2 separate regions of the Homo sapiens genome follow, and region 1 is linked to region 2. A link is an interaction called in ENCODE POLR2A ChIA-PET data of the cell type or tissue named here. Cell type or tissue: endothelial cell of umbilical vein. All regions are shown on one strand. Links, peaks and the distances in the headings refer to the core of each region. The heading gives the core; the rest is flanking DNA. Region 1 overlaps PDLIM1 (PDZ and LIM domain 1). Region 2 overlaps ARHGAP19 (Rho GTPase activating protein 19).

Region 1 (5,375 bases), core at 179-5,178, 1.9 Mb before region 2:
CTCCCAAAATGACTAGGGTCATTCCCTATAGACGGCTGGTTTTCTGCAGACTGATGCTTCTAAAACCAGTGGTTCCAAATTGACAGATCATTGATGCTTGGGGGAAGCCAATCAATTACTGCAATAGGTCCTTAAATTCACCTGCCTACAGAGCAATACATGCGGACTCAATACATATCACATCTCCTACACTGATGTACAACCATTTTTCAAGTGAATACAGATGCTATTAGAATGAACAAGATCCAAACTCATTTTGAAATAGTACTCACCTCAGAGTACTATCTCTAACCAAGGTATCTGGTTAGATTTTCTAAACTAAGGTATACTAAAAATATTACTGTCATCATCCCAGGGTAAGTTCACAACTTTTTTTTTCCACATTACAAGACCTTCCTGGATGGGAATTCCAAGTCCGCAGGATCAAGGTGGCAGTAACACCCCCAGGCTCCCAGTGCCCACAGGGCTCTGGCCACCCTTTGGAGAAGGCCCTTGACTCTCGGGATCCAGTTGAGGAAGATCTTATGAACACCTGGGTGTCTCCTTATGGCTGAACCACAGGTAACAGGTTCTTCAAGGCACCAAACCAGGACACACAAGTTGGGTCCTAAACCTCAGTATCTGATGCAGTTTTCAGCAGCTACAGTTTCCGATTAGCCCTCAGCGCAGCTAGTGTGGTGCCGCTATTATGGTGCATTCCCCATCAGCACCCTGACCCCAAAAAATGAGGACAAGTTGATCCTTGAGGTCCCTTCTGGCCCGCACATGCTATGACTTTATCAGGCAAAACTCTCCTGGAATGTGGCAGGATGTGGAAACCAGTACCGAGATCCTGACCTCCTAACCTTCCTTTCTGGCTCTCCCATCATTTGTTTACCAGAGATCTGGGTTTTAGGAAACGAAAGCAGCCTCCTGATTCAAGGTTCAGATCGTCCCCTCATCCAGCCACTGGGACAGGACTTTTTATCCAGGCAAGCACAGGCCGCTCTCATTTCAGTCAACAATGAGAGTTAGCTTCTGAGTCATCCAGTGCATGCAATAAAAAAAAATTCCTCCGTTTTCTGACCTGTTGTCCTGAGAAGACTGATCTGGTGCATCTTCATACACACTTCACTGTTACTAAAGGACAACGCAGGCTCAGTTTTTAAACGGCTCTAAGCATCATTTTATTTGGGATTGGCAAGCGTTCTTGACTGACAAACTCTAACTCCAAGGAGAGCAGCCTGAATCAAGGAGAATAATGCCTTATGGAACTCATTTATCATAGCTAAATCTAGCAGTTTCAAAGAGCAGTCCCCTTAGGATGAAATCCAAAATCTTTAACAAGGCCGCTAAAGCCAGTGCCTCCCTCCCCACCCACATCATGCCTCTTCCCCACTGGGCTCCAGCTACAGGGCCTCAGGACTTTCACACCTGCCTTTACCTCTGCCTGATTAACTTCTCATCTTCCAAGTGTCTGTGTAAACAACCCTTCTTCTCAAAGAGGCCTTCCTTCACCTCCAATCTAAGCTATACCCCCACAGTCATCCTTTTTTTTTTTTTTTTTGAGACGGAGTTTCGCTCTTGTTGACCAGGTTGGTGTACAGTGGCGCAGTCTCGGCTCACTGCAACCTCCACCTCCCGGGTTCAAGCGATTCTCCTGTCTCAGCCTCCTGAGTAGCTGGGATTACAGGCTGCACCACCATGCCCAGCTAATTTTTTGTATTTTTAGAAGAGATGGGGTTTTTTCACCATGTTGGCCAGGCTGGTCTCGAACTCCTGACCTCAGGTGATCCACCCACCTCGGCCTCCCAAAGTGCTGGGATTACAGGCGTGAGCCACCATGCCCAGCTCAGTCATCCTTTTAATACACTTGGTTCTTCTTCACGGCACTGGTCACTTTATGTTTGCAAACCTCCTTGGTGGGTTAGTTTGTTTAATGTTGAAAGGCCTACTCAGCAGTAAGGTGCATGAGGGCAGGATTTTGTCTGCCTTCTGTGCTGTGATATTGCAAAAATTTTAACAGTGAGAAAATTATGACAGTTAAAGATCTGGCCTAACCAATTTCATCTTGCCTTTAACCTCCAAACTGTCTTTGGTCATTCCTGGGCATCAGCAAAGCTAACTTCCGGAGAAATTTTAGTGTATAGTTTAAATGATGGTAGCACTTTCCAAAACTAAACTGTCTGAAAAACTAACGAAAGACCACCAGGTTAGGAGGATGAGAGGGGCCTGAATTCTGCTAAGATGTAGGCATAGTTAAATGATTACCAGCCATTATTCCAGAGCTCACAATATTTGCAACTTCCCCAGTTACTCCTGTAAATAACACCCCTATTGTAGAACCTAAGATTGGCCTTTTGCGATGTCCTTTCAGGCTTTTGCATTTCTGACTACCTACTGGATGCCCCCCGACCAAGATGCGAACTCAACACACTGTTTTCCACACCCCTGTGATGGCATGCCCAACCAATCAGCATTCACCTTCCCTAGCCCCCTGCCTGCCGAACTATCTTTGAAAACCCCTAGCCTTCAACTTTCATGGAGGCTGATTTGAGTAATAATAAAACTCTAGTCTTCCATTTAGCCAGCTCTACGTGTATTAAACTTTCTGTATTGCAAATCCCCTGTCTTGATAAATCAGCTCTATCTGGGCAATGGGCAAGAATCCACTGGGCAGTTACAGTATCCTCAACACCCAATAACTGGAACATAGTAGGTGCTCAATAAATATCTGTATAATAAATGATTGGCTCTAAAACACCTAGTGTTGTTAAATATGTAATCAGCCTGCTTCATTTTATCCTTTAAAATGAATTATTTCAAAAACATCAAAAATATTTTTATTTCAAAAATGAAATAATCATTTCCCTCTACACTGCTATCCTGAAGCATGACCACTCACAAAACTCAAATGAGATTGGAACTGGAGAGGTTGAGAAGATGAAAAAGAAGTTTCCTTTCACTTTTTTACGGTGAACTGCTGAGAAGTCCAGAATGTCCAGCATTTGGTTCCAACTGTTTTGTGGGAGAGACATTTCTGCTAAGTATATCCCAACAGGTCCTGGACAAGCTAGAACCAGTCTTAGGCGCCCCAAGCCTGAGTAATTGAGGTCTGGTCATCCTATCTTTCAGTATAATTTCTTTGTTTTTTTTTTAAAGCCAAACTGGTAAGAAGCCAAAGGAAATCTCAGAAAGTCACAAGCAACATCAGATAGGACTTGAAAGAAATTACACATACAGATTAAGTTCACATTCTTTTATGAGCTATCTTTTTTAGGGGAAAAAATTGATTTAAACAAATAATGGGATTTGCCTTTCCAAAGCCCTTTCATATACAATCTCCTATTTGAGATAATAATATGATTACCTCACCACCAACATATTAGATAAACTTTACAGATGAGGAAATTGAGATTCAGAAAAATTGTGAGTGGTTCAAGTTCACACAGCTAAAGGCTGAGCCTGAACTTGAAAGGCTCTCTCATTGCAAATTCCATTCCTTTTTGCTTTAGCACAATGCCACAAGCAGAGGCTCCAAACTCAACTGTCAAAGCCAAAAAAAAAAAATCCAGGAGACTCATCTGCAGTGGCCTTCTACATAGGACCTGGAGTGTCACAAAGTCCTGATGCTGGCTGAGTGCCTCCCTACCACAGGACAGTCACTCCCCTGCCCTGTACTGATCTGGGGCCCAGTAACCCCACCCATTATAAAATTTACAAACCATAACACAGAAGTGACAAGGGTTACAGGAGAGAAGGCCTGTGCCTCCAACACTGGATAGTTCCTGTCTTGAATGGTGGATTCCAATCCTTGCCAAACACTATTTATCACAATCATAATCAAAATGACAGCCATCAGTTAATGAGCGTTTAGGTACCAAGCATGACAAAGTCTTTAGCAAGGGTTAACTCACCAATATTCACGTGATGCTACCAGACAGGCAATGTTATCTGCATCATTACAGATGAGGAAATGGAGGAACAGGGGTTAAGCAGTTTGCCTGAGGTTGCACAGCTGGTGAGCGGCAGGCCACAGCAGGCTCCAGAGTCCACCCACTTAACCAACTAGGCCACACTATCTGCTCTAATTTCCTCCTGACCATCAAGTTCCATCAGAACCAGCTCATAATAGAGTCAGCTTCAGTTTCCTAAAAAAAAAAAAAAAAAAAAAAAAAAAACTTCTGGGCCAGGCATGGTGGCTTACGCCTGTAATCCCAGCACTGTGGGAGACCAAGGTAAGTGGCTCGCCTTGAGCTCAGGAGTTCGAGACCAACCTGGGCAACATGGCGTAACCCTGTCTCTACAAAATACAAAAAAAATTTGCCAGGTGTGGTGGCACACGCCTGTAGTCCCAGCTACTCAGGAGGCTGAGGTGGGAGGATAGCTTGTACCCAGGAGGTAGAGGCTGCAGTGAGCTGAGACTGTGCCACTGAACTCCAGCCTGGGTGATAGAGTGAGACTTGTCTCAGAACAAGAAAAAAAAAAATTATATACTCACTCCCATTAGTTCAATGAACGTGCCATTGCCAGCCTTTTTCCCCAGAGACCATACAACTAGATCACACAACTCTTGCTGCATAAGAATAAATGGGGACAGGCACAGTAGCTCATGCCTGTAATCCCAGCACTTTGAGAGGCCAAGCACTTTTGGGAGGTCAGATGGCAGGCAGATCACATGAGCTGAGGAGTTCAAGACCAGCCTGGCCAACATGGTGAAACCCTATCTCTACTAAAAATACAAAAATTAGCCAGCTGTGGTGATGCACACTGCCTGTAATCCCAATTACTCAGGGGGCTGAGACAGGAGAATTGCTTGAACCCAGGAGGTGGAGGTTGCAGTGAGCCGAGATCACACCACTGCACTCCAGCCTGGGCAACAGAGTAAGAATGTCTAAAAATAAAATAAAATAAAATAAAACAGTAAACGGGTTTAGGCACAACAATTTCCACTAATGAACAATCTATCATTTTCTGCTCAATTCATTCTTGTGTCCCTCACTCTTCGTCCCCACCAGCACCCCAGGCAGACACTGCTTGCTTAGAGGCCAACATGTTCTCCACTCCAAGTTCATAATGCATCTTTAAGACCTGTCCACTGCTGCCAGTCCTGAGCACATAAGAAGGTGTTTGAAGTTTAACTGCACTTCTAACTGGTGTAAATAAAATCGGATGATGATGTAGCTCTCCCACTTTCTTCAACTTACATTTAAATAACTACATACCTAAATGACACTACTATCATACAGAACTGGATGCATACCCATGACAAATAAAAAGATAACCCTCCTCCTCAGTGATAATGGCATGTTTCTACTTCATCCCTCCCCTGTTCCTTCTTTCTCTCTCTGTTCATTCACTTATCAGACATCCTTATGTACATTCTGAAAGACAGT
Region 2 (5,375 bases), core at 170-5,169:
CTTCAACATCAACAGTCAAAATGTGAATAGACCAGTCAAATCCTCTGGATATGAAACAAAACAATTTTAATTTCAGAATATTACAAGAATATAAAAGAAAGACAATGCATAGGATCGTTTCTTTACAATTACATATACATAGTCAAATAAGAATGAAAACTTTAACCAAAACACTTAAGAAACCTTGTTTCTCTTGTTGAGCAAGCTCAGGGATAGGACAAAGGCAACCCTTGCTCTGCAGAAAGAACCCTGGGGTGAGGGAATATTTCCCCCAACAGGTTCTATCTGTCCCCAGACATGGCCAGGGGAGGGCTCCATGGCTCTTTAGCACAGGCTGTGGCCTCACACACTCCAGTCTCCATGGTAACCCAAGCACTCAGGCTATTATGTCCCACACCTCCTCGCTGGCCTGCTTCTGTCAACTCTACGCTGGTAGAAGATCTCGGCATTAGCTGTCTGGGGAAGCTAACTTCCTACAGTGGGTTTTAGTTGAGTTAATCACCACTGGTGTAAAACGCTTGTGCATCTTAGGAACCCAAATCTTCCCCAAATTCTAGACAATCCCACAAAATGCTAGTATCTAGGTTTAGATCTAGGTCCTGTCTTCCGTTTGAAGCCTTCAGGGTAAAGGAGGGCAGAGATAAGGCTCTCTCCTGGGGAAAGGAGTTCTACACAAAAATGACCTCAGAATGGGGGCCATTAGCCTCAAGCATCTGTGTGAGGCCTTGTAGGAAAGGAGACAGAGTCTAGAGACATCTATTCCTAAAAATCACCTGGTTGCATGGCCAGTCACTGTGGGGCACGTTCCCAGTGACCACAGGTTCTCCTAGACGGCAGTATTTTCAACTGCATGCTAACACAGGCTGCTGTGAGGGAAACTGAACAGAAACGTTCCTACTCAGGAGGAGAGAATGGCTCTGTTCTGACACTCTAGGATCGACTGCTTCCTTACAGGTCAACAGAACAGATACCTCCGGAGCACCCAGGTGTCACTGCAGTCAACAGCCCTCCACTAGCCCATTTCCCAAGGGTGTTCCCTTGTCCTTCCTGAATGACTCTGGAAGGACATTCTGGGTAAAGAGCTTTCCTTTGCGGAGGATCAACTGTAGTTTTGGTTACGATTCATTACCTGCTCCTTTTTTTACGGTTCGTTACCTGCTCCTGTTTTGGCCCTCAGGTACAGTCAGTATCTCCTGATGCTCTTTCACTACTACAGCAGGGTTTTTCACACCAGATTCATTGGTCCCAATGCAAAAGTCTATCATTGTAAAAGGTGAGAAATTCCAACGCCTATGGTTCTCACTAATTTAGTCAGTGGGGTTCACACAGTACAGTCTGGACCAGGAAGGTGGCCTGCAGTTTAATATGTGTATCCCTCTGGCACAAACACAAGGCCCCAAATTGACACCACATCAAAGCCCATCACAGGTGACCCCAGAAAGAAATGAAGTTGTAAAAGCCACAAGAAGAGGCACTTCCAGAGAGATTGTTCCAACATGAAAAACAAACACAATGAAATAGATTCAAAAAAAATCTTATAGATTAAAAAACTCTGTTAAATACTGGCTCAAAAACAATACCTGCCCACCAAATCAGAAGGGAGACAGCAGCCTTCTGTGGCAAATGATAAAAGGGGTTTTCTCTGTGTTTTCCGTAAGATTCCACTGGATTAGAATAGTTACATATTACAAGGTAGAAGGTTATGCTGCTTACTCCTCAAATTTGGATTCTAAGTCGATCACAGCTTCTATTAAGAAAAATGACCTATAAAACCCCTAAAGCAAGGGAAAACATATTCAATAAATAAACAAAACACACATAAACCACCCAAGGAGACCAGCTATATAAAGGCATGTGCATGTGATAAATATCTCTCTCATGATCCTCACCCCAGAACACAACCTTTGCTTATGATTCCATTCACCCAAAGAGCATCTACATCCGTCTAAATCTCAGCTACTTCCCTTAAATAGAATCAAAAACTAACACGATGACAGGAGCTATCAGGTCACCACTCTGCTCCCTCTACCTGATGCCAGCCCTGTTTAACAGACCATAGCACCACTTCGGGATGAAGCACGTCTAAACAAATAAAGGAAAGAAGGAAGAGTTAAGGAAGAATACCATTTCAATTTGGTGATACCCAAAGGGTTTTCTGTTTGAATTAACTGATATCTGGTGTAAGGGATTTCATTTTCTTAATAAGAAAAAAAAAGTCAAATATTTAATAGAAACCTACGCAAACGAATTTGCTAATATGTGTTTTTACAAATGACATAAAACTGCTCTAGAGAAAGGGGCTTCTAAGCAGTTTTGTTTTCCTAACCATCTATTGTTCACACTGCATTAAGCTGGAAGACCAAATTTTACATTTTTCTCCACTATTGCTGTTACAGCAGCAAAAGCAGCAGAAAGGCTGGCAGAGGGGGCTGCCAGCTGGGCACAAGGCCAAGCTCTGCTCCCCCAGAGTCATCTTTCATTTCAGCAATGGTGCAGCATATTCAACAGTTTAGAAATAGGTCAGCAAACCACATTTTGTGGGGCAACTGCTTCCCCATAGTGGCCTGACTCGGCTCCAACCCACAGGGTGAGAAGGGTTGTACAGCTCCACAGAGCCAGGCACAAACCTGAGCATTCCCCCCTGCTACATGCTGCTCTCTGGGCAGACACCAGTTCATACTAGGTCAAAGCCATGCCACTGCTCTATCCAACACAAGTGAACACACCAAATCCAAAAGCCAGAAGCTCTGGCCCCATCTCCAAATTACCACCTGTGTCCCTTCTGACAAAGAGAGGGCGGAACAGTAACACTCCTTGAACATTGGTGACAAGCCACAGCTGCTTCCAAATAAGAACATTCTCTCCTTTAAATCCTGTCAGCCCTGCAGAGGTTGCTGCTTGCTTCTTCTTTCTGATCCTAACTTCCTCTCAGGAGACGGTCTAGCCTGCACCCTCAGAGGGTGCAATGTAATCCCACCCATAAAGAGTCATCCTGGGACATAAAGGCAGCCAGCCCCCTCCTAGGCACACTCCAGAGCTTCCCCCACATACAAATATTTTAGCAAACTTCTCTTATGCTGTCAGTGACTTTCCTTGAGTCACAGTGATTTGGTTCAGAAGTATTACGTTGGCACCAGAGATGTTTTAGTCAAGAGGAAATTGAATGAAGATAACAAGTTCAGCAAAACACAATTATTTTCACATCACTGAGGAAAGGGAAAGAGAGAGAGAGATGGACAAGGGAGGGAGAAATGGAAGGAAGGAAAAGAGTTTAATAATTAAGATTTGTTAAAATACTGTATCATTCTGAATTCTCCTTTTTCAATACTGCAGGTCAAATACTCTGATGTCACACCCAAGAAATAATAAAAAATGTCCAGAAAAGCTATAAATTCTTTGGACACAAATTAGGTATTGAGGAATACAGCCTCATAAGATAAAGAGTTTTCCCAAAGCTCAAAGTGAAAAAGAGGGAAAGATATCTAGCTTAGAGCCCAACCAAAAACATGGCTTTTAAAACAAAGAAATAAACAAACAAAAACAACCAAATACCCAATACTATCAAAACAGAGAAAAACCCAAAATATCCATTAAAAACAACATCAATCCACTGGGACAGTGCTTTTTAAAAAATTACTGGCAGTTGAGCACACATTTCATATTTTTTTTCAAAAGTGGAATCTGCCTAAACACATTGAGTGAGCACTGAAGCCCACCTTAGTGTGCTGTATAAGCTGGTTGGATAGTTAGTGGTTTCCCCATAATATTAAAAAAGAGAGACAGGGCCTAAGCACTCTCTCAGAAGGCACAGCTTGCAAACATCATCCAGTGAGTGGGGTTAGAGGTATCAGTCGGGTCACGGTATTAGTTGGCTTTGACAATTCAAAATGCAGCAAGCAAGCTGCAAGTCCAAGCTTTGCTGTGGGCAGGAATAACACCTGCCCACTAAACAGAAAATTCTGCATGGACCATAGGAGACAACTCTGGATCCTTCAGAGAAATCCTAGGTTGAAGGAAAAACAAGAGCGTTAGACATGTTCTTAAATATTTCTTTTTGCAAACATCCCACTCAAAAGCTACAGGGTCTACACTTAATATTTTCTCCAAACTGAAGGCTAATGAGTTTAATTAAGAATGTGTGACTCTACCAAATAAACATCTGCCTGATATAATCTCGTTCATTAAATCATCTTAATGGCCGTAACAGCTAACAGTAAGTACATATTTTGTGCTGCTCTAAGTTATTTATGTACATTATTTATCCTCACAATAACCAGTATATGAGGTACTACTCCTACCATTTTACAGAGTAAGAATCTGCAGCCTACATAGTTCATTTGCCCGAGGACTAATATATAAGCTATTAAGCAGCAAAACTGGGAATGGAACCCAAGCCCAGCTGAATGCAGAACTCATGCTCCTACCACCACCGCCCCTCTCAACACTCAATGTTTACTAAAAGCCGACTCAGCACAAGGCACTGTCATTTTTCGGAAGATGAGAAGAACAGGAGACAGAAGGCCACAAATACACTAAGTCTGACCTTTGTCTTCTAGAAGAAAAACTAGTTACAGAGATAAGACAATATGTGAAGTAAATACAGTAAATCATACTAAGTGTCAATATTTTTGTAGCATTAATAAGTTCAAAGGAAAAAGTATTATATTTGGCTGTGTTAGCCAGAGAAAGTTTCAAAGAGGAGGTGAGATTTAGGCTAGACTTTGAAGAATGGGTAAGATTTTGACTACTGAAAATAATGGCCATAATAAGTAGGTGCTAAATCAGTGGTTCTCATGTGGAGATGACTTTGCCTCCTCACCCACCATGGGACATTTGGCAATGTCTAGAAGCACTTTTACTTATCACAACTGGGGGAAGGATGCTCCCAGCATCGATGGGGTAAAGGCCAGGAAGGCTGCTCATCATACAGTGCACATGGCAGCTCCTACAACAAAGCATTATCTGAACCAACATGTCAGTAGTGTGCCAAGGTTGAGAAATCCTGTACTAAATAATAGTCTTTTTGGATTATGTTGTTGATCACAGTAATAAAATTACATTATCTTCTTCAAAGAATATGTTACTTTTATTATAAACATCACTATCAAAAAATCTGAGGTTGTATATTCATTGTTGTATAAAAGAAATACATGGCAGGCACCTGGATCTGTGGGCTTGGAGACTGCCAATGTCTGAAGAGAGTTCAGACCTGGCATTGCCAGGCTGGAAGTAGTTATCATACAGAGAGCAGAGCTGAGCAGTGGAAGGAGACCAAGCTGCAAAGAGGCAGGAGAAGCAGGTGCAGAAACGAACAGAACTTAAGAGCAGAACTTAAGATAGAGCATTGAAAAAAATAAAGATGTAGTGGAATAGGC

What was found. ChIA-PET counts read pairs that join two places held together with the same protein. Peaks named below come from ENCODE experiments on the same cell type or tissue, not always from the same donor. Only the 100,000 strongest peaks of a DNase experiment are listed, where the experiment ranks them.
Region 1: POLR2A ChIA-PET joins it to region 2 with 6 read pairs; 2 of 35 experiments call an interaction of 5 or more read pairs at or near these places.

What each region holds. Positions count from the first base shown.
Region 1 is chr10:95,272,765-95,278,139 of GRCh38, forward strand. The region is part of intron 1 of PDLIM1 (PDZ and LIM domain 1); the gene reads right to left. Among named protein-coding and RNA genes, the nearest start is that of PDLIM1, 16 kb to the right of the region's middle. In endothelial cell of umbilical vein, for the core only: no CTCF peak of the experiment used is centred there; DNase peaks (open chromatin) are centred at 937 and 3,217; H3K27ac peaks cover 1,617 bases.
Region 2 is chr10:97,222,130-97,227,504 of GRCh38, forward strand. It overlaps ARHGAP19 (Rho GTPase activating protein 19), which reads right to left. Exons shown (of 12, transcript NM_032900.6): 12 at 50-4,003. The coding sequence ends at 3,993. The region is part of intron 11 of ARHGAP19-SLIT1 (ARHGAP19-SLIT1 readthrough (NMD candidate)); the gene reads right to left. All of the region lies in intron 2 of LOC105378447 (a long non-coding RNA gene), which reads left to right. Among named protein-coding and RNA genes, the nearest start is that of SLIT1, 39 kb to the left of the region's middle. In endothelial cell of umbilical vein, for the core only: no CTCF peak of the experiment used is centred there; no DNase peak of the experiment used is centred there.